Linked DNA regions of Homo sapiens: region 1 is linked to region 2. The links are chromatin loops, found by intact Hi-C in ENCODE. Cell type or tissue: PC-3. All regions are shown on one strand. Links, peaks and the distances in the headings refer to the core of each region. The heading gives the core; the rest is flanking DNA.

Region 1 (10,736 bases), core at 1,208-9,207, 54 kb before region 2:
GGTTGAGTTTCACAGGAAGCAGATGGGGAGCTCTGAACTCTGTCCCACAGAGCCGTCCCAAATTGGGATAAGGTAATGAAGCATTTTACTACAGCATTTCATTCAGTCCCTGGTTTAGAGCTGTCCTGGAAAAGCAAGGCAGTTTTCCTCAGTTGAAGGAATTCCAAAAGAAATCTGATAGCTGAGGGCCGTCTCCTAGCTTCATTACAAACAGCTAAAAATGAAGATCAAGGCAGTGCCTCACGGAGTACTTTTTACATAGTAATTTAAAAATTATTTAAATTTAGCCTTATAGGCTCAACTGAGGCTCTATTAAGATGATAAAATGCAATACAAATATTTTTATCTCTGAAAATGAAAATATGAGAAAACATTGACAGAGATGGTGATGTAGAAGGGGAGAGAAAGGATGGAAAAAGAGTATATCTCATACCCTCAAGTTTCATGATGAGTCATGATATGGATGAAGATGTGGAATATGAAATTTTAAAATTGAATATATTAAAATAGCAATATAATTATAAAAATTGAAGGAAGAAAGAAAGAGAGCTGAATGGGAGTTAAATAAGGCAGCAAAAATGTCATTTTTTAGAATAGGATATCAATGTTATCTTGCCTTAACTGATAAAGCAAAATTGATTTATTAGTATATGAATTAGAGTTATGAAAGTAAGCCACACACCAACTTAGAATAGAGGCTTTTACAATAATTAAAGTTTAAGGAGTGAATGGAAATGGGGGTTGGTAGGACAGAAGGTTGACTCTTTTCATACCAGATTTTTCTGTTTGTATCTATCTTGTCTGTGTTTTGAAAGCAATGTGTTAATATGTACTCTAAAGATAAAGCAACACTTGTTTTGAGAAAAGAATATTTGTAATTATGCAAGATAAGTTAAAGTATTTATTAAAGATTTAGTGTTCGATAGCATTGCTAGAGGCTATGAGGAACCTAGTTAACATACAAAGTTAATTTATAGTTAATTACTCTGGATGTTGAATATGTAACACCAATGTTAAGAAGAAGATGAAAATATTACATACATAAAACCACAAAATACGTTGTGGTCTTGGCACAGATCATTTAATCAGGTGAGGTTTATATTGACACTTTCAGCTTCCATTTGTATCTTACTCTCTTCCCCAGTACTCATCTCATCTCTTTCATCTCCTTGAAACTTTCTGTTTAGAGAGTTTAAAATTATATGTAATACCTTGAGTAAGATAAGACAATTTCTAAAGAGTTAGCTCTAGTGGATAGGGTAACGTGTGTGTGTGTGTGTGTGTGTGTGTGTGTGTGTGTGTGTATGTGTGTGTGTGCCTGTATGCATATATATATCACAAATAAGAAAACCTGTCATCTGAATCCTCACCAATTAAGAATAAAGGAAAGTAGTTTTAAGTATTAATGTGATCTCCTCTGTAGTAATATGTTGCTTTTGTAAAGTTCAGAGCTTCATATTTTTTAGGTATCTAGGTTTTTAGTTTTTCTTATTAAATTGTTGGTGTTTCTATTTTATTTTTTTCCCAGTTCATAGACTCAAATTTTTTTAATGTGAGTTTCAACAAATGATAATGGCAAACAGAACTTTCTGCTACATCAGAACTACTGCTATGCAAATTGAGGGCACAATACCAGAAAGTCAAAAAAATGCAGAAATAATCCACAAATGCTTTGTGAATAAAGCCCTTAATCATGGTTAATAGCTATGCCATCTGTTCTCTAGCCATGCAATGCTTTTTATCAAAAAAATGACTGATATGAATCATCCTTATTAGAGAAGAAATGTTAAAAAGCCACATGAAGTAAGGAAGTTCTTTTTATTCTTTTAAGTTTTCCTCCTCTGCAGAGGAAAAAAATGAGTTAAAGACACAACACAAAGTTTATAGTTAAATAAAATAATTCAATGAAAATTAATTTTTAAATAGGGGAGAAAACTGAGCAGTAATTCACTTTCAAATATGAACCAATATTTTAAGAATAAGGAATAAAATCATGCATTAATAACAAATCTCAGATAATTGTGGCTACATTTGTTGTTTTCCTTGAAAGAGCAAATTTGCCTTTGAAAATAATAAATTAGATCAATGTTTAATATAGATGTTTCAGTATAACTTAATGAAACTGACATAATAAAAATCCTTTTTCTAATTGGGTGAACTCTTGACCAATAACTATAGAATGCTCTTTTCCCTTGCACTTATGAGTAGATATATTCCTATATATGGTGTGTGTATATATATATATATATATATATATATATATATATATATATATGTATATATATGTATACACACAAACATTTTATACTTATTATAGTAGACATATAAAATATATCTATATTATAAAATATAGATATAAAATATCTAAATATTTTAAACTTATATATGTGTGTATGTGTGTATATGTAAATATATATATATATTTTATATATATATATATATTACTAATACTTACATAAATTCAGGACTGGCACCAAAGCACCGGGCTGGTAACAAAGCATAATAAAGAAATAGAATTCATGTCCTTTGCAGGGACATGGCTGAAGCTGGAAACCATCATTCTCAGCAAAGTAACACAAGAACAGAAGACCAAACACTGCATGTTCTCACTCAGAAGTGGGAGTTGAACAATGAGAACACCTGGACACAGGGAGGGGAACATCACACTCTGGGGCCTGTTGGTGGGTGGAGGGCTAGGGGAGGGATAGCATTAGGAGAAATACCTAATGTAGATGACAGGTTGATGGGTGCAGCAAACCACCATGGCCTGTGTATACCCATGTAACGAGCCTTTACGTTCTGCACATGTATCCCACAACTTAAAGTTTAATAATAAAAAAAGAAATAGAATCAGCATGAAATACACTAAGGGTCATCCTATATGTGAGCTGGCAGAAATTGGCAGCAGTTCATCAAACTAAGGCTCAAGTACATAATATAATAAAAATTGCCAAATCCAGATTATGGAAAATTTTATAAAGTGGTTTGTGAATAGAATACAATAAAATAATAGAATAGGATAGAACATAATAGAATAGAATAGAATAGAATAGAATAGAATAGAATAGAATAGAATAGAATAGAATAGAAAACAGAATAGGAAATTCTAAAACTCTAAAAGCTCTTTGGAAGTCCTTTAGATGCCTAGATAGTTCCAAAATAGCTTGTTGTATGACAGTAGGAAAATGCTCTAAATGTTTTCACCATCATCATCTTAAACTTACCAAACAGATCCAGGACTTTTGTTGAATGCTGTGGCTAAAAATGGCTTTATTTATTTTGTGTTAACTTAATTATTAGAAGACTAAAACGACATCTTCATCTGCTCAAGAATGTTCTGTTATATGTCATACAAGAAAAGCAAAATTTCTAGAGTAATTTGGGAATTATTAAAATTTAAATGTCTCATTCTTAATAATTAGAGGCTTATCTTTACAATCAAACAATTCGTACACTGTGCAATTGACTCAGATAAAGGTTTTACCTTTCTAGTTTGACATTTACTCATTCATTTGTATGATTGAAACCCCACTTCTTTTATGCCACAAAAGATACAATGCCACTGATACATACACATAAATTTACTAAGCATAGTCATACTGTTTCTTCTTCTCATTTACCTTTCTGGATTCCATTTCAACATTAGCATTTGCGTAGTTTTAAGTACTTATATAAATATTCATGAAACGAATATTCTCCCTAACTATTGTGTATCATTTGCACTGTTGCCACAAACATATTTTTAAACTGGCTATAATCTGTAAAAGACAATATTCTTCATAGTTATTATTTAATATTAACAAATTTATTAATTTGATTGACATTATAAAAATAATTAGCAAATTTTCTCTTTTCATTTGCAAAAGCAGTGAGTACTCTTTTACTTATGAGTAACAGAGGTCCTGAGAAACATAACAATTTGCCAAATGTCTGGGACAGAAGTAGCAGATGCACAAATGCTTAGATTTTTTAAATTATTGTTTTAATTCTATCAATTTCATATTAGGCTACAGAAGAATAATTACTAGAAGTATGTAATGGAAAATGGAAAAAGATACAATTCAAGCAAGTAGTTCACACAAAACTTTTTCTCCATTAATATTGATAAATTAACAAGCACAATAATCACATGGTCTTTGGATCATGTTTTGTTTTACAATTTCTTTCTGAACTACTGCACAGCCCTTAAAGATGCTGATCCCATCTGTGACAGTTAAGTAGAATATTTTTTCATTACGTATGTCTAACTAGGATAATTTAAAAAAATGGAAAAATGCTCCCTGAATTTTCTTTTAGATTAGGAAAATGAACTACATCATTTGCAGAAAACTATTGTCATAAGAAATATGATTTAAAAGATTTTCAAAAATTTATTATACAAAATCTGGAGATACGTTGGCGACTTTCTATTAGCTTAAAGTTTATTCTAAAAAGGCTTTAAAATATGTGCAATGAAAACTCATCTATGAAAAACATCTTACATTTTAAATAGGCCCTTTAGATATCTACATATTGAGTAATCATATTATTCCAACCACCATGTCTGTGTCTATTAGCACAATAAATTTGATTAACAGGATATTTAGATGAGAAAAACTTTTACACTGTGCATAAGTAATAATGGGTTTAAAAATTTGTGTTTAAATCTGGAAGATAAAATGAATGTTTCTCTTTAGATTTGATTTAAGTGAGCTGATAAACTGCCTTTTAAAAATTAGAAATTTAGTCTCTTCAGAACGAAAATGGAATACTTTACAATTTAAATGTATTTTAAAATATTTCACATGAAATAGTCTAGGACAATTTCAGGATTTAGAATATTATAAACCATGAAATATGTGATACAAAACAAAACATCACAGACTTCAGAAAATAGAAGTGCTAGTTCTAAACATTAGAGTATTCCCCAGCCAATGTCTGCATGTTATTCTGAAGAAGATAAATCAATATATTATGTAATACAATTAGTATAGAGATAAAAGGCATAGATCAAAATGATGAGATTTTTATGAGATAGTGCTTATTGTTTGCCAGCAATGCATGATACAGTCAAGCCAAGGACAGCATCCAGTTTCTAGGCTGTAAAAGATTATTCATTCAGAAAACAAAGGAATATTTATGTTATCAACATGCTAGCCATAAGGAATGCAACATGTCTCATTAGTAAATGCAAAATGAATTTAATTGCTATTCCACCTCAAATATCCATTTTAGTATGGAAGTTCTAGGGGAAACAGATGATTACAGGTGTCTATAATTGCAAACTCTAGTAGAAAGACATATTTGTCAGAAAAATATTCATGTTATAGTCAACTGAATAATTATTTATACTATTTATGAAATGAATTACAATAAGACCTGGGACATTTAAATGTAATCTAAATCACTATCCCTGAAATGCACTTGTATATAACACAAAAATAAAAATGGTCAATATAAATAAAGGAGTACAGGTAAAATTGACTAATTATCAGAATAAATAGGACACATGTTATATATAATAGGTGCTCAAGGAGGGAGAAATTAGCATGAGCTAGAGCACTATTTACCAATGTGTCATTCTTCATGGACAGTCTTCACAGATTTAGTAATAAGCACATATCACCTGTTCTCTTATTGACTTTGAATCTACACACAATAAATATTTAATTGATTCAAATTTATTTTTCATGCATTTAAAAAAACAGATTAATGTGGCTTATTTTGGGGGAAAATTTTGCCCAAACATTTTGAGGCATTATTAGTGTTAAAAGTAGAATTCTCCATAGACTGACTTCTTTTCACACAAAAACACTCACACTCACACACATTTTGGGATGGAAGCAAATAATTGGCAGGAAACTATAAACATCACTGCAGTCAATGAGAAGTAGCATTACCTCAATTGCAAATATTGACAATATCCTGACTAACAGGACACTCAGCCCTGTGTGATTCGCAGAGGAAACAAAGATGCAAACGCCGATAATGAGCTGATACTCCTAAGAGGAACTGAAGTGATCTGAGATTATTGGTGCAATTGTTACTAGCAAAAGCCAAAGTACATCTGTTTTGGAGGAAAACTTTTCCAACTTGGTCCACAGGCTATCCACAGATTGTGATAAAGCAATAAGTTGAAAATCATAAAGTCAATAAACATAAGATTTATGCTGGTAATAATTATGCCTAGAAATAATTGATTTATTATTTATGCCAGTCAGCCAAAACAACCAACAGTCCTAGCTCCTCACTATAAACTGCATATTTTGGAATTATCAGATACAGGTTTTATAACAAATGCATAAAATGTTTAAGTATATAAAATACACAGTTGCTAAGTGATAATGAGGTATTACTAGGAATTAAGTGTTATATAAGCAGTCTTGAAGAGGAAAGTAATGAACTGGAAGAAACAACTAAAGAACACCATATGAAATAAATGAATTGGAAAATATTTAAAAGAACATTAAAAAGAATACCTTGACTATAAGTCCTCAAGAGAGAATGAAGGAGAGGCAATGTTTAAGAAATAATAGTTTTTTAAGAACTTGTTTAATATGTGAATCTGCAGATCAAGTATGCACACTCTATCCAAAAATAATGAAAATAATATATAGCCACTTATAAATAATGTGGAACACCAAAGACAAAGCAACTATTTTAAAATAACCAGAGAGAAAGAAGAAGTTATGTACAGCAAAACAACAATTAGAATGATAGTGGACTTTTTGAAAGCAACAACGGAGTCAGAAGACAAAAACATTGGTCTCTGACTGTAAAAAATATCAACAGATAATGAAACCTAAAGAATTTACCCCAGCAATTGGTTTCAGACACAAGAAATCATGGTGGCCGGGTACAGTGGCTTACGCCTGTAATCTCAGCGCTTTGGGAGGCCGAGGTGGCTGGCTCACTTGAGGTCAGGAATTTGAGACTTAACTTACGTGGCCAACACAGTGAAACCGCATTTCTACTAAAAATACAAAAATTAGCCTCGCATGGTGATGCATGCCTGTACTCACAGCTACTCAGGAGCCTGATGCAGGAGAATTAATTGAACTCGGGAGGTGGTGATTGCAGTGAGCCAAGATCATGCCACTGCGCTCCATTCTGGGCAACAGCAGGATAATCTGTCTCAAAAAAAAAAGAAAAAAAAAGAACTGATATAATAAAATAGTAAAAGCATATGCAAATCATAAAATATGTGTTCTTATAAATGTGTTTTGAGGAATATAAGTATATCTTTCTGTGAAATATGAGTACAACTGCTGGGTCATAGGATATGATTACATTCAACTCTAGTAAATAGTATAGTGCTAAGCAAATTTCCAAAGCAGTTGTATCAGTATATACTCTTTGTAGTAGTACATACTACTGTCTCTCTTCTATTTATTTATTCATTCATTCATTATTCATGCTGGTGAATATGTAATGATATAACGTTAGTTTTAATTTGCATTTTCCTGAAAACAGATAAAGTTGATTGTTACTGTTTTAATTTTTATTTTCTTCCAGATTACTAAAGTCAACACTACCCAAATGTCCATCAAAAATAAAGTGGATAAATTCATTGTGGTGTATTCATACACTGAAATACCATTCATCAGTAACATGAATCAATAAGTACATACAATTACGTGTATGAATTTTGCAAACATAACCTTGAAGGAAAGATGTCAGAAACAAAGTATGCACTGTTTGAATTTGTTTATGTAATGTTGAAACAAAGGCAAAAATAATCTATAATGTTAAAAACCAGAGTATTGGCTATCCTTGGGGAGGCAGTAGGAGGCAGGGAATGGTGATGAAGACACAGGTAATATTTCTATATCTTGATAATTGTGACAAAAGTGTGTTTACTTTTTGAAAAGCCATCCAACTTCAATAGCAAAACACCAAAAAAAAAAAAAGACAGATGTTACCAAATTTGCTTATAAGAAATTTAGTTATTTGTTTTTCATAAAATATAAATAGAAAATACAAAATAAATTAAAATCAAAGTCTGGGATATGGAATATATAATAAATATTACCCAAAAGAAATCTGTATATTCAAATAAAATAAACTTTAAAATATAAAACATTAGTAGGGATAGAAGTAGTAAATAACAATAAAATAAAGTAAAATTTGAGAAAATTAGAAGAAAACATTGACAAGGCTTTATTATGTGAGAAATGTGAACAAAATCTTTTTAAATTATTGAAAATTAAATCATAGAAGAAATATGCAGTAAATTTAAAGAATTAATTTACCTCATCTAATAGGTTTATATAGAACTCTGACCCCAACAGTTAGAACATATCTATCCTTTCATTAATTATTTGTATAAATTCATAAACTCAATAAAACAAATTTCTAATAATACCATTTAGAACAGGTTCTGTGAACACAGTACATTGAAGCAAGAAGTGAATAAGAAAAAGAAGAAAATAACACCATAAAACTTCAGACACAACAAAAAATCTCCATAGTAAAAAAAATACATCTTAATACAATTAATAAAACATTTAGAAATATCAAATTACAATACAAATTATGTGATTTGTAGGAAGTGGTAGTTAGAGGGAAATATCTATTTCTAAATGCATATATTAATAAGAATAAAGGCTAAAAATTAATGATTTAACTTTACAACCTCAGAATTTAACTGAAAAACAAGCAAACAAACTAAAAAGAAATAAGAAAATAGAAAACAAAGATGAAATCAAGGGAATTTACAAAGCTAAGTTTGTTCACTTAAAATTTTCATAAATAAAATATAAAACAGTGACATTATTAAAAGCAAAGGGGAATTTCCCTTTCTTTCCCTCCTCTTCTGCCTTTCTTAAACAATTCAATCCAGTAGCCATCATGTGAGGCTGAGCAAAGTAGTTGTCTGTGCCAAGGGAGAAAAGAAAGCTATTGTGACCCAAGGAAAGGTGTTGGAGTCCAAGGAGGGTGAGAAAGGCATGCCTGAAGAACAAGGGATGGTAGCATGGCTAGCATGTTAGAGTCCCTGCATGGTTAAGAGAGCTTCTACATGGTGACATGGCCCAGCTACACGATGAAAAGTGTCCCTGCTTTATGGCAGCCTGAAGGAGGTAGTGGTGAGGGATCTGAGCTCAGACTAAGTGAGGAGAGAGTCTGCATGTGTACACACATGCACACATACGCACACACATTTCATAACTTTTATTCCACTGAGTGAACCTAGAAGCAGCCAAAACTCAATTGCAATGAATATGTCCAGTGTCAGATCTCAGTTTCTAAATACCAAGGTCTACAAACAGGAACCAGATATACTTGAAGAAATTATAGATTCCAGAACCAGAACAATAAGAGCAGCAAAAGACCACACTGGTTTATCTTATACCAAAAAGTAAGAAAGTGTTCAAAATGTAATAGGAACATGTTGTAGAGTGCAAAATTCAGGTTGACAGGCCCCTACTGGCCAAAATCTAGAACATTTGACCACCATAATAAATTATTATAGTGTGGTGGGTTGAATAGCATCCCCCTTCCAAACTGTATGCCCTCCTGGAACCTCAGAATGTAAACTTACTTGGAAATAGGGTCTTTGCTGACATAGCTAGTTAGGTTGAGTTGAGGTCAACAAGATTAAGGTGCGCCTTAAATTCGATTAGTGGAGTTCTTATAAGGAGAGAAGTTAACACAAACAGATAAACACAATGAAGAAAAGCATATGATGATGAAACTTGAGATTGGAATAGTGTAGTTACAAGCCAAGGAAGACCAAGGGTTGTTAAGAGCAACCAGAAGGAAGGAATAACTGAGAAGGTGGCCCACAAACATTAAAAAATGCTCAACATCACTAATCATCAGAGATGCAAATCAAAACCACATTTTGATACCATCTCATACTAGTCACAGTGGCTACTGTTAAAAAGTCAAAAAAATAACAGATGCTGGCAAGGCTGCAGAGAAAAAGGAATGCTTATATACTGTTGGTGGGATGTAAATTAGTATAACCTTTATGGAAAACAGAATGGAGATTTCTCAAAGAACTAAAAATAGAACTACCATTTGACCCAGGAATCTTATTGCTGTGTATATACCCAAAAGAAAATAAATCCTTCTATCAAAAAGACATATGCAGTCATATGTTCATTGTTGTGCTAATCACAAGAGTAAAGACATGGAATCAACCCAGGTCCCCATCAATGGTGGACTGAATAAAGAAAATGTGGTTCATGTACACCATGGAATACTCCACAGCTATAAGGAAGAATAAAATCATCTACTTGGCAGCAACATGGATGCAACTGGAGGCCATCACCCTAAGTGAATGCAGAAACAGAAAACCAAATACTACATGTTTTCACTTGTAAGTGGGAGCTAAACCTTGGGTACACATGGACATAAGACAGGATAAAGAAACACTGGAGACTCAAATAGGAGGGAAGAAGGGAGGGTGGCAAGGTATGAAAAACTTTCTGAAGGTACTCTGTTCACTATTTGGGTGACAGGATCAACAAAAGCCCAAACCTCAGCATAATGTAATATTCCCTTGTAACAAACCTGCACAAATACCCCGGAAGCTAAAATAAAAACTGAATTTTTTTTTAAAAAAAGCAAGAAAGATTTTCCTTTACCTTTAGAATAATCATGGCTCTTCTTCCAGCTTGATTTTGGACTTCTAAATTCCAAAATTATGAGAAAATAAATTTCTCTTGTTTGAAACCACCTAGTTTTAAGTACTTTGTTCAGCAGCCCTCAGAAATTAATACAGATACGAACAGATGATAATCTACTGAACG
Region 2 (10,736 bases), core at 1,136-9,135:
CTTCTGGGTGAGAGGCCATATAGGAAACAGGTCTTGCAGACTTTCAACTATGGAGAATATAGCTGACCAATGGCATCACCTGCTGTACTCTGAAATTCATCACAGTCAGGTTTACAAAGGTTCTTCCTCAATGACCAGGCATGGTAAAAATAGTTAAGTCAGACCTTTTCCTGAAAAACATAAAATTCCTCTGACTTAGACTCTGAGACTGCCAGCAGACCATCTGAACATTCCCTAGATATTAAGGCTGTCTTTCTCACTTCCTTGTGATCAGATTTGCATGCTGTCTCATAAGTCTCCCAGGCTTCACCCATTCTCTTCCCATTTTCTCCACTGTGATGGTTAATTTTAGGTGTGGACTTGACTAGATAGGGTGACTTCTAGATAGTCGATGAAGCATTATTTCTGAGTATGTCTATGAGGATGTTTTTGGAAAAGAATGATGTGTGATTCAGTGAACATGGTAGGAAAGATCTGCCTTCAGTGCAGGTAGGCACCATCTAATCACCTGGAGGTCCAGATGTAACAAAAAGGCAAAGGAAAGGTGAATTATTTCTCTCTCTTCTAAAATGGGATGCCCTTCTCCTCCTGCTTTGGAAATTGGAACTCCAAATTCTCCAGCTGTTGGACTGTGGGACTTGCACCAGTGGCCTTTTGGGGTTCATGAGCCTTCAGTTGTAAACTGAGAATTGCATCATTGATTTATTTGGTTCTCAGGCCTTTTAACCTTGAATGAGCCATGCTACTGGTTTCTCTCATTCATCAGCTTGCAGATGGCCTGTTGTGGAACTTCTCAGGCTTCATGATCAAGTGAGCCAGTTTCCTAATAAATCCCCTGTCAACTCATCTGTCATCTATCTATCTATCTATCTATCTATCTATCTATCTATCTATCTATCTATCTCCTACTGGTTCTATTTCTCTGAAGAACTGTGACCAATACACACACATACTATTACAGACTTTTCAGGTTGCTATAACAAAAGTATCATGAATTGGGGCTTATAACAAAAAAAAATTACCTATTTCTCACAATTCTGGGGCTGGGAAGTCCAAGATCAAGATGACAACAAAATGGGTGTCTAGCAAAGACCTTTTCTTCATACACAGCAACTTTTCATTGTGTGCTCACATATTAAAAGGGACAAATAAGCTCCTTTGGGCCTCTTTTATAAAAACACTAATCCAGTTTAGGAGGGGTATGCCCTCATGACCTAGTCATCTCTCAAAGGCTGACCTCTATTACCATCACACTGGGGATTACTTTTCAATATATTTTTAGAGGACATAAATATTCAGACCATAGCATTTTATCTCTGGTCCCCAAAAACTTATGTCCTTCTTCCATGCAAAACACATTCATTTTATCTCAACAGCCCTCAAAGTCTTAACTCATTCTAGCACCAATTCAAAAGTCTGAAGTTCGGAGATTTATTTAAAATTAGATATGGGTGAGGCTCAAGGTAGAAGCCATCTTGTGGTAAACTTCCCTTCAGATTTGAGCCTGTAAAACCAAAAAAGTTATGTGCTTCCAAAGTACAGTAGTTGGAAAGACATAGAATAAACTTTCTATTCCAGAAGGGGAAAATAGAATAAAAAATAAATGTAGAACAGTTCCCAAAGTAAGTAACGTATAACAGTTCCCAAGTAAGTAAATGTATAATAGTTCCCAAGTAAGTCCAAAACAAACAGGGAAAGCATTAAATCTACAGGCTCAAGAATAACCTTACTTGATATCATGCTTTCAGGACTCTAGGACAGAGATTGGACCCCAAAGTTCCAGATAGCCCTGTCTCAATATCTTTACTGGGCACTGTTCTAGTGGGGGCTCTCTGCAGTGGCCCAACTCTAAAGCTTTCCCTTTGCCTGGATCACCCAATGCTCTGGGTGGCTAACCATTCAAAATCAAGGGCTCCCAGCTCAGGTATTCTGGGCATTTGTAGACATGGCACTGTGAGGATGCCAACAAGATTTACCACCTGGGTTTTTATAGGGGTGAACACTGTGGTCCACAGCACGCAGGACTGCTGAAGCCACACCTGTATAGCTGAGAAGCTCTATGCTGGAATGCTGGGAAAACATACTTAAGGTGGCACTAGTCAGTAAGTGCTAAGGTCCCATGGTGCCCAGGGACCCTCTTTTGATATCATTTTGTCCCCTAGTTCCTGGCACTATGGTTTGTGATGTGAGAAGCAGCACTAATAACCTTTGAAACGCCTTTGGAGTCAATCTCCCATTTTTTTGATGAATAGCACCTGACTTCTACTTATCCATACTAATTTTCTTATCAGTCACTTTGCCACACCCTAATATTCTCTGCCAAACATCTCTTCTCATTTATTAACCATATGGCCAGGCTGATAATTTGCCAAATATTTGAGATATGCTTCCATTTTGATTAAAATTTGTCTTTACGTTGTTTCTCTCTGCATTTCGCTATAAGCATCGAAGCATGGCTCTTTCCAACCTTGAATGAGCCATGCTACTGGCTTCTCTGGTTCACTGGCTTGTAGACGGCCTGTTGTGGGACTTTTCAGACTTCATAATCATGTAAGCCAATTTCCTAATAAATCCCCTGTCAACACATCCGTCATCTATCTATCTATCTATCTATCTATCTATCTATCTATCTATCTATCTATCTATCTATCTATCTTATATATCTCTCTCCTATCTATCTATCTATCTATCTATCTATCTATCTATCTATCTATCTATCTATCTATCTCCTATTGGTTCTATTTCTCTTCAGAACCCTGACTAATACACACATACAAAAGCACTGGGATTACAGGCATGAAGACTTACTTGGGAAATTTTATACATTTACTTACTTGTAAATGCATTAGTAATTAGTAAATGTAAATTAGAAATTTCCTCAGTCAGCCAGGCACAGTGGCTCATGCCTATAATCCCAGTTCTTTTGGAAGCCAAGGCAGAAAGATTGCTTGAGGTCAGGAGTTTAAGGCCAGCCTGTGCAACATATCAAGATTGTATCTCTATTTTAAAAAGAGGCTAAAAAAATACAGGTGCATGCCTGTAGTCCTAGCTACTCAGGAGGCTTGGGTGGGAGGATTGCTTGAGCCCTGGAGTTTGAACCCTATAGTTTGAATTATGATTGTGCCACTACATTCCAGCCTGGGTGAGAGTGAGACCCTGTCTCTAAAAATAAAAATAAAATTTCTTAGTCAAATATCCAATTTCATCAATCATAATTCTACCCTCCACAAAAGTAATGCAGTAAAGTTCTTTGGCACTTTATAACAAGTATCACCCTTCCCACAGTATCCAATATCATGTTACTCATTTCTATCTAAGACCTCCTCATGATGGCCTTTATTGCCTATATATCTATGAATATTCTGTCAGGACCACCTACAAAATCTCTAAGAAAATAAGTTTTCCTTATAGCTCTCCTTTTCTGAGCCATCACCAGAATTGCCCTTAACATTCTATTTCCAGCAATATAGTATTTTTCTAGCATCTGTCTCAAAACTTTTCCAATCTCCATCCATTGACCTGTTCGAAAGCCACTTCCACATTTTTTTCCCACACTTTTTCCCCACTCTCCATGCCAATTTCTGTCTAAGTCTGTTCAGGTTGCTATAGTAAAAATACTACAAACAGGGTGGCTTATAAACTACAAACATTTATTTCCCATAGTTCTGGTGGCTGGGAAGCCTAAGATCAAGGCACCGGCAGATTTAGTGGCTGATGAGAGCATGTACCTCATAGAGAGCACTTTTGAGCTGCATCCTTACATGGTGGAGGGGGCAAACAAGCTCTCTTGGGCTTAATTTATAAGGACACTAATCTCATTAATGGGAGCTATGCCCTCATGTTCTAGCCATGTCCCAACTTGTTAATATCAACACACTGGGAATTAGTTTTCAACATATGAATTTGGTGGTGGGGGGGTGCATAATTATTCAGACCACCATGATTTTCTTAATAAAATATTGGTACATTAAATCCAGTCTCAGTATTTGATTCTCAGAGAACTCAGACTAAGACAAGAGGTAATCTGGAACACCCTCAAAAAACTACTCTCAGTTACCCTCTGGGAAATCATTGCTGACAAAATTATAGCCATTTCTATTACCACAATTAACCCCATCATGTTCAATAAAATTATGCAATGTTGTTTCTAGTGTATAGTAAACCCTCAAATATACTATGTTTAAATTTTAGAGTGGTCAGATGTGAAAAAATTCTTATCATTTGTATAAGAAAAGGTAAGGACTTGGAGATATTAAGTAAATTGACATATCAAAAATGGTTAATAGATGGCAGATGAGTCATTTAATCTTGTTCTGCCTGACACAAAACCAAAGTTTCTGAGAGTTGTGAGATGCTACCTCCTGGATGTCATCTAACAATTGCCATCTGTGTAACATAATCCAGCTCAAACTTATCTCCAGCATTATCGGCCTCTTCTCTCCCATTAGTCCTCTGTCTTAACATGTTTGTGTTCCCAAAATTACCACACACTTTATAAATGAGAAGCATTCTAAGGGTTCAATAAACATGTATTAATTAATGAATCAACATACAGATAATGGACAAGTTAGCTTTTTAAAACTTACAGATTTTCAAATCCTATTCATAAATATTCAGTTCAAAATATTTCTGACAAGTTCTTTTAATGTTGTTCAAAATACAGTATCATTACAAGCTTGACAAACATCAGCACAGTCACTAAATATTGTAAACAGAAAGAATGTAATTAAGTTGTCCAAAGTACACAGTCAAATGTTTGTAGCTCTCCTCTTACTGAATTTAAATATAGCCACAATGTAACCACAAGATTATTTGCTCATACAGCGGCATTTTTGTCATTTTTGACTCTTCTAGATTTTTAATATATTTATTGTTCATGTGATTGTATTTTTACCAAGAATTAAAACACCTATAAGATAGAGTGATTTATGCAAAGTATCATTTATACCTTAATTAAACAGGCCAAATTAAAACAAGGGGAAAAGTTGATATGATGCCAAGAGTATATTTATCCCTAGTCATACCTAAACATTTATATATTTTTTTCTGTTAAATATTTGACAAAATATTTCTCAAGTTTAATGATAAGAAAAGGAAGTTTATTGTATGGGTGAAACCAAATTTCTGGAGTATAGTTTAAAACAAAAAACTAAAACTAACTAGTATGGATGTTTTTAATGCCATTTTTATCAGTGTGTGTCTTTTACATTTCTGAATCTCATTTTGTTTATTGCTGTGGAAATTACTACTTGCCAAATTGCATCCCCATGGTGTGAGTGAATCACAGACGTACAAGTGTATTCAAAGCTGTCACATTTAGTACAAGAAAACTTGGAGCTTGAAATTGGCATTCAAATGACAAACTAATCCTACTGTTTACAATGCCAGAAATGTGCTATTAAGTGCCAGGTTTATGCAATAAAAAAAGGTGAATGCATTTTCTCAGTTTAAAGAAGGTAAAACATGGTTTGTTAAACACAATGTATGTTTAAACTGAAACATTAAAGTTACAAATAGTCATTAATACAATAGCCTGAAGTCATTGTATTACATTTATTTCATTCTTTCCACCACTTTTAAGAGCACCAGTTACGTGCAGAACACTTTGGGACTCAGTTTGCAAGAGGTGTAGAATCTAGTATGGGAGGAAAGACGTGCATACAAAACGTCATATACATTATTTAAAGTTACAAACATCATATGCAGAAGAATTTTGGTAAAATGATAGCTTGAGTGGACAAATCTAAATAATTCTTTTCCAAATTAATGAAATCTCTGATTTAAAAAAAAAACTTTCAAAATAAATTATGAACTTAATTTGGAAATTGAAAGAAATTGAAATATTCATCTCCATTAATAGGATACAATTAATAAATGAATCTTACCACTGCTCACTTGCCAGATCAAATCCTAACTTCATGGCTCATCCATTTGCCTCTGTGTTTTGTCAAGTGGTCTTAGGAATCCAAGATGAATGTTGTGGGATATCTGGGGCTAAGAATTAACTGAATGCTTATGTGAACACCATTGGCAATACCCTGAAGCAAGAGGCTCCAGCTAAGCTGTGCCCAGATTTCCGGGCCATAGAAACCTACAGATAATCAATGTGTTTTGTTTTAAGCTACTATAACTGCGATAAGTTTATTATGCAGAATTAGATAATGAAGATACGGTATGTCACTGTCACAGCATCCTTGGGTTGTCGCTGCAGCAGCTGGAAACCTCTTTGGCCAGTGGTGCCTTTACCTGAGTTTTGCTCAGGCCTGCTGTGCTTGTTCAGCCCACTCAGCCCTGCAGGCTGCACTCCACTTGCACTACCAGCCCAGATCCTGTGACTGCCAAGGGCAAGCCAGGCACAGAACAGTGAAGGGTGTGTAAACGAGTGTGTGGTCCAGCCACTGAGCACAGCCAGACATGCTGTGTGCAGTGGGATGGGCAGTTTCAGGCACTGGCACGGGCAATGGCTCCATGCGATGCTGCAGCAGGACCAGGCATACCGCAAGTGGCTTCCACTGTGGCCACCAGGAAACACAGTAGCACTCAGAAGCTTGGAGATGCCAGAAACTGCAGAGCCCTAAAGAAGGTGTCACAACCCAAGCTTGGGGAGCCCCTAGGTCTGGGATCCCCAAAGGGCCACAGCTCTTCTCTGCTTCTCATAGCCTGCAGTGTGATGGGGGTGGGGGGGAAGGTGTGTTTCAGTGCTGTTTGCGTTACATCTCTTTCATTCCTGTCATTCAATGGGACACAAGTTCTTGTCCTGCATCCAGGAAGAATGAGGTACCTGGACAACTGGAAGGTGAGCAAGGCAAAGAGGTGTTTTATTGAGCGACAGTACAGCTCTCAGGAAACCTGAAGTGGTTAGCTCTTATCTGCAGGCAGGTCTTCCTGTCTTCTCTGCAGCCTTCAGCAGAGAAGAGACATGGAGTGGGTAGCTCCAGTCTGCAAGCAGGTTATTAGGTGGTCTCTGCAAGTCTGGTTGAGTTCAAGGTTTTTATGGGCTTCAGAAGGGAGGAATTGTGTGCTGATTGGTCCATGGCAGGCCCAGAAAAAACACCGTTAAGTTCTCACTCTGGCAGCTTGGCCCCCCTTCTTTAGGCTGTTCCTGACTTGAAAGTGGGGCTTCACCAGAGACCCCTTGTTTTCCACCCAGGAGCCTCTCTGCCTCATGCCATCAACTGCCATTCATGGCACCTAGGCTATTTGTGCTGAAGGGCACCTGGAAGCCTGCACCAAGCCACCCTCAACCCCCTCTTGCCTCCCTCCTATGCTTGTTGTGTCCAAAGTCCAGAGGGGGCCAAGGTGGCAGAGGGCTGGTATGTTGGTGTCACCTCAGGCACGCACATACCTGGATGGGTCACAACAGAGCCCATGGTTGGCTTCAACTTTGTTCCAGAATTGGAGTGGATGCCAGGAGCAGGGAGAGACCAGGCAGTGGGAGCAGGCACTTCTAATCCTGTGGGGGCAGGAGGGGGCTTCCTGGGCCACCAAGTGAATAGGGATGTCCTGTTCCAAAGTCAATCTAGGTGCCTGCAGCTGCACCTGGGAGGGTGGGGCACCTGCACAGCCAACTCGGAAGACAATGGGGCTTCTGCCTCTTCTCAGCTCCCACTGGCTCCATAGAGGGCACAGCCTTGACCACACCTCCCCTGCTGCCACCAGTGTCTTGGCAGTGGTTGCTCCAGACAGGCTGCCACTGCCATCATTGCTATAAACAAGAATTCCCATGTAGTATAATCTGTTATCCTTCAAAATCTGAGTATTATAAATTTTGCTTCCACTGATGGCATTTTTTTCATTTCATCAAACAGTTATACATTTACATGATAAATACCAAATAATTAAATAAGTATGGGGGAGTATGAAGAAGCCTGTAGGGGAGTTCTGTGTCCAAAGAGAGAAAAAAAGTGGAACTCAAAATAACCACAAGCCTACAAAGTAGGTTTATAAGGGAAAAAAAGCAGAGAAATAAACCACAACCAAGAAACTTGGAAAACAAAGCTTGGAAGTTGTCATTTCTATCCTAACCACAAGTACAATGCTGTACAAACTGAATAATCAAAAAATCTTCTTAGATCTGTAAGAGGTGAGTCAAAGGACAAACTGCTGCCCCTAAAATAGGACAGACAGGCGGCCGCAGAGAATTACAACATATCAGAGCAGATCCCTCCCCACGAAGAAGTGGGAAGGAGTGCTGGGATAGAAAAACCTGAACTATACTGGATTAATTCCTGGAGATTCAGTGTGGACAAGTGTGAAAGTTAAAAACTCCAGGAGGACCCAGTCATAGGGGTCCCCACATTTTTGTAAGTTTTGCCTCTAGGAGTTTGACTGGGTTCTCATAGTAAATATCAGAGAAAAATATCCTGGAGGGGAGGAAAACAGAAACCACTTTGAAACAAACCAGAGTGCCCTGATCTTAATAAGGCCTTCCCTCAGGAGAAACTAGTTAACCAGAGCTTAACCTACTAGAGTTCTCTCATAGCCTAATTGACCTAGGTGTAGGGGAGGGAAATATCCAACTCTAGTCCACTTTAGCCATACTGAACAATTTGAGCAGTGTGATGTTGGAGGGCTGAGAAATCCTGTGATGTTCACCATCCAGAGGCATAGGCATAGGCCTACTAAAAGACTGAAACACAATTACAACTCTGTAGAAGGCTTCCCTGGACAGAGCTACTTTTCCAGCAAATAATAAAGGCCTAGTTACAGAAGGTTTTTTCCCAATTACATCATGTACAACTATTAAGAAAAAATTACAAGGAATACTAAATGGCAAAAAACAGATTGAAGAGACACAATAAACATCAGAACCAAACATGAGAAAAGGTGCTGGAATTATCAGGCTGGGAAATTAAGACAACTGTCATTAGTATGCTAAGGACTCTAATGGATAAAGTAGACAACATGCAAAAATAGATGGGGAATGTAAACGGAGAGATAGAAATTCTAAGAAATAATCAATAATAAGTGCAAGAGATTAAAAGCTCTGTAACAGAAATGAAGAACACCTTTGATGAGCTTATTAATAGACTGGATACAGCTCAGGAAAAAATGCCTATGCTGAAAATATCTCAATGGAAACTTCCAAAATTGAGAAGCAAAAAGAACAAAGAATGAAACATCTTAGAACAGTGGTACAACTACAAAAGATGTAACATACATATAAAGAGAAAATGAGACTACCAGAAAGAGTAGAAGAGGAAAAAATCAGAATAAATATTTGAAGCAATAATGCCTGAGAATTAATATCATAAACCATACCACAGATCCAGGAAGCTCAGAGAATACTATGCAGATGAAATGCTGCACCAAGGCGTATCATTTTCAAATGACAAAAAAATGAATAATAAAGAAAAATATCTTAAAAGAAAACAGAAAAGAAATTGCCTCTAGAGGAAGAAAAATAAAAACTGGACTCAACTTCTTCTTAGAAACCATGCAAGCAAGAAGATAGTAGAGTAAAATATTTAGTGTAAAGAAAGAGAGTGAGAATAAAAGAACCAAGCAAGCTAAAAATCATTACCCTGTGAAATTATCCTTCAAAATTGAAAGAGAAATAGAAAAATAAAAATTGAGAAAGCTTATTGCAAGTGGATCAACCTTGCAAGAAATTTTACATAGATTCTTTAGAGAAGGAAAATAACATAGCTCAGAATTTTCAAAGACTAGAAATTATACATTGTCTTCTCTCCGATTACAATGCAATTGAAGTAGAAATCAATAATAAAAAGTTACTAGAAAATCACAGCTATGTATAGAGTAAACAAACCATCTCTAATACATAGGTCAGGTAAGAAATCACAAAATAAATTTAAAATATTTTCATTAAATAGAAATGAAAATGCAACTTAGAATTTTTCACATGCATTAAAAGCAATGTTTAGAGAAAAAAGTGTTTGTATTGAATATATATGTTAGAAAAGAAGAAAGGTCTAAGTCACTCATCTAAAATGCCATATAGGAAACAGGAAAAAGAAGAGCAAATTAAATTTAAGGTAAGAAGAAAAAAAAAATAATGAAAGTTAGAGAAAACTCAAACTGAAAGCAGAAAATCAATTGAGAACATCAATAAAAACAAAAGCTGGTTGTTTGAAAAGATCGATAAAATCATTAAGCCTTCAGCAAGTTTTACAAAAAAAAAACAGAGAGGATACAATTACTAATATTATAAGTGAAATAGAAAACATCACTACAGATTCTACAGACAGTAAAACATTAATAAAGGAATATTATGAACATTTCTATGCCCACAAACTTGATAACCTAGATAAACCAATTCCTTAAAAGATACAATCTGACAAAACACACAAAAAGAATTGAACAAAGTGTATAGGCCTATAACTGTTAAGGAAATTGAATCAATAATTGATAATATTAAAAACAGAAAGCACCAGGCTCAGATGAATTCATTGGTGCATACTACCAAGCATTTAAGACACAAACCATACCATGTCTCTACAGTCTCTTTCAGAAAGTAGAAACAGAGGGGTATGTTTACTTATTCTGTGAAGCCAGGATCATCCTAATACAAAAATCAAAGACATTACAAGAAAACTGCAGACCGATATTTCTTATGAAGACAGATGCAAAAATTCTCAAAAATTAGCAGATTTCATCCAGCAATGTATAAAATATTATACACCACAACCAAGTGTGATTTGTCCTAGGTATGTAAAGCTGGTTTAGCATTCAAAAATCAACTAACATAATCCATCACACCAAAAGCAAAAAAACAA

The links. Peaks named below come from ENCODE experiments on the same cell type or tissue, not always from the same donor. Only the 100,000 strongest peaks of a DNase experiment are listed, where the experiment ranks them.
Region 1: it touches region 2 in a loop (6-fold over the local background); 2 of 110 quality-filtered maps call a loop at or near these places.

Annotation. Positions count from the first base shown.
Region 1 is chr3:164,528,659-164,539,394 of GRCh38, reverse strand. The region is part of intron 1 of LOC105374191 (a long non-coding RNA gene); the gene reads right to left. Among named protein-coding and RNA genes, the nearest start is that of LINC01323, 150 kb to the left of the region's middle. In PC-3, for the core only: no CTCF peak of the experiment used is centred there; a DNase peak (open chromatin) is centred at 5,914.
Region 2 is chr3:164,474,164-164,484,899 of GRCh38, reverse strand. The region is part of intron 1 of LOC105374191 (a long non-coding RNA gene); the gene reads right to left. Among named protein-coding and RNA genes, the nearest start is that of LINC01323, 210 kb to the left of the region's middle. In PC-3, for the core only: no CTCF peak of the experiment used is centred there; no DNase peak of the experiment used is centred there.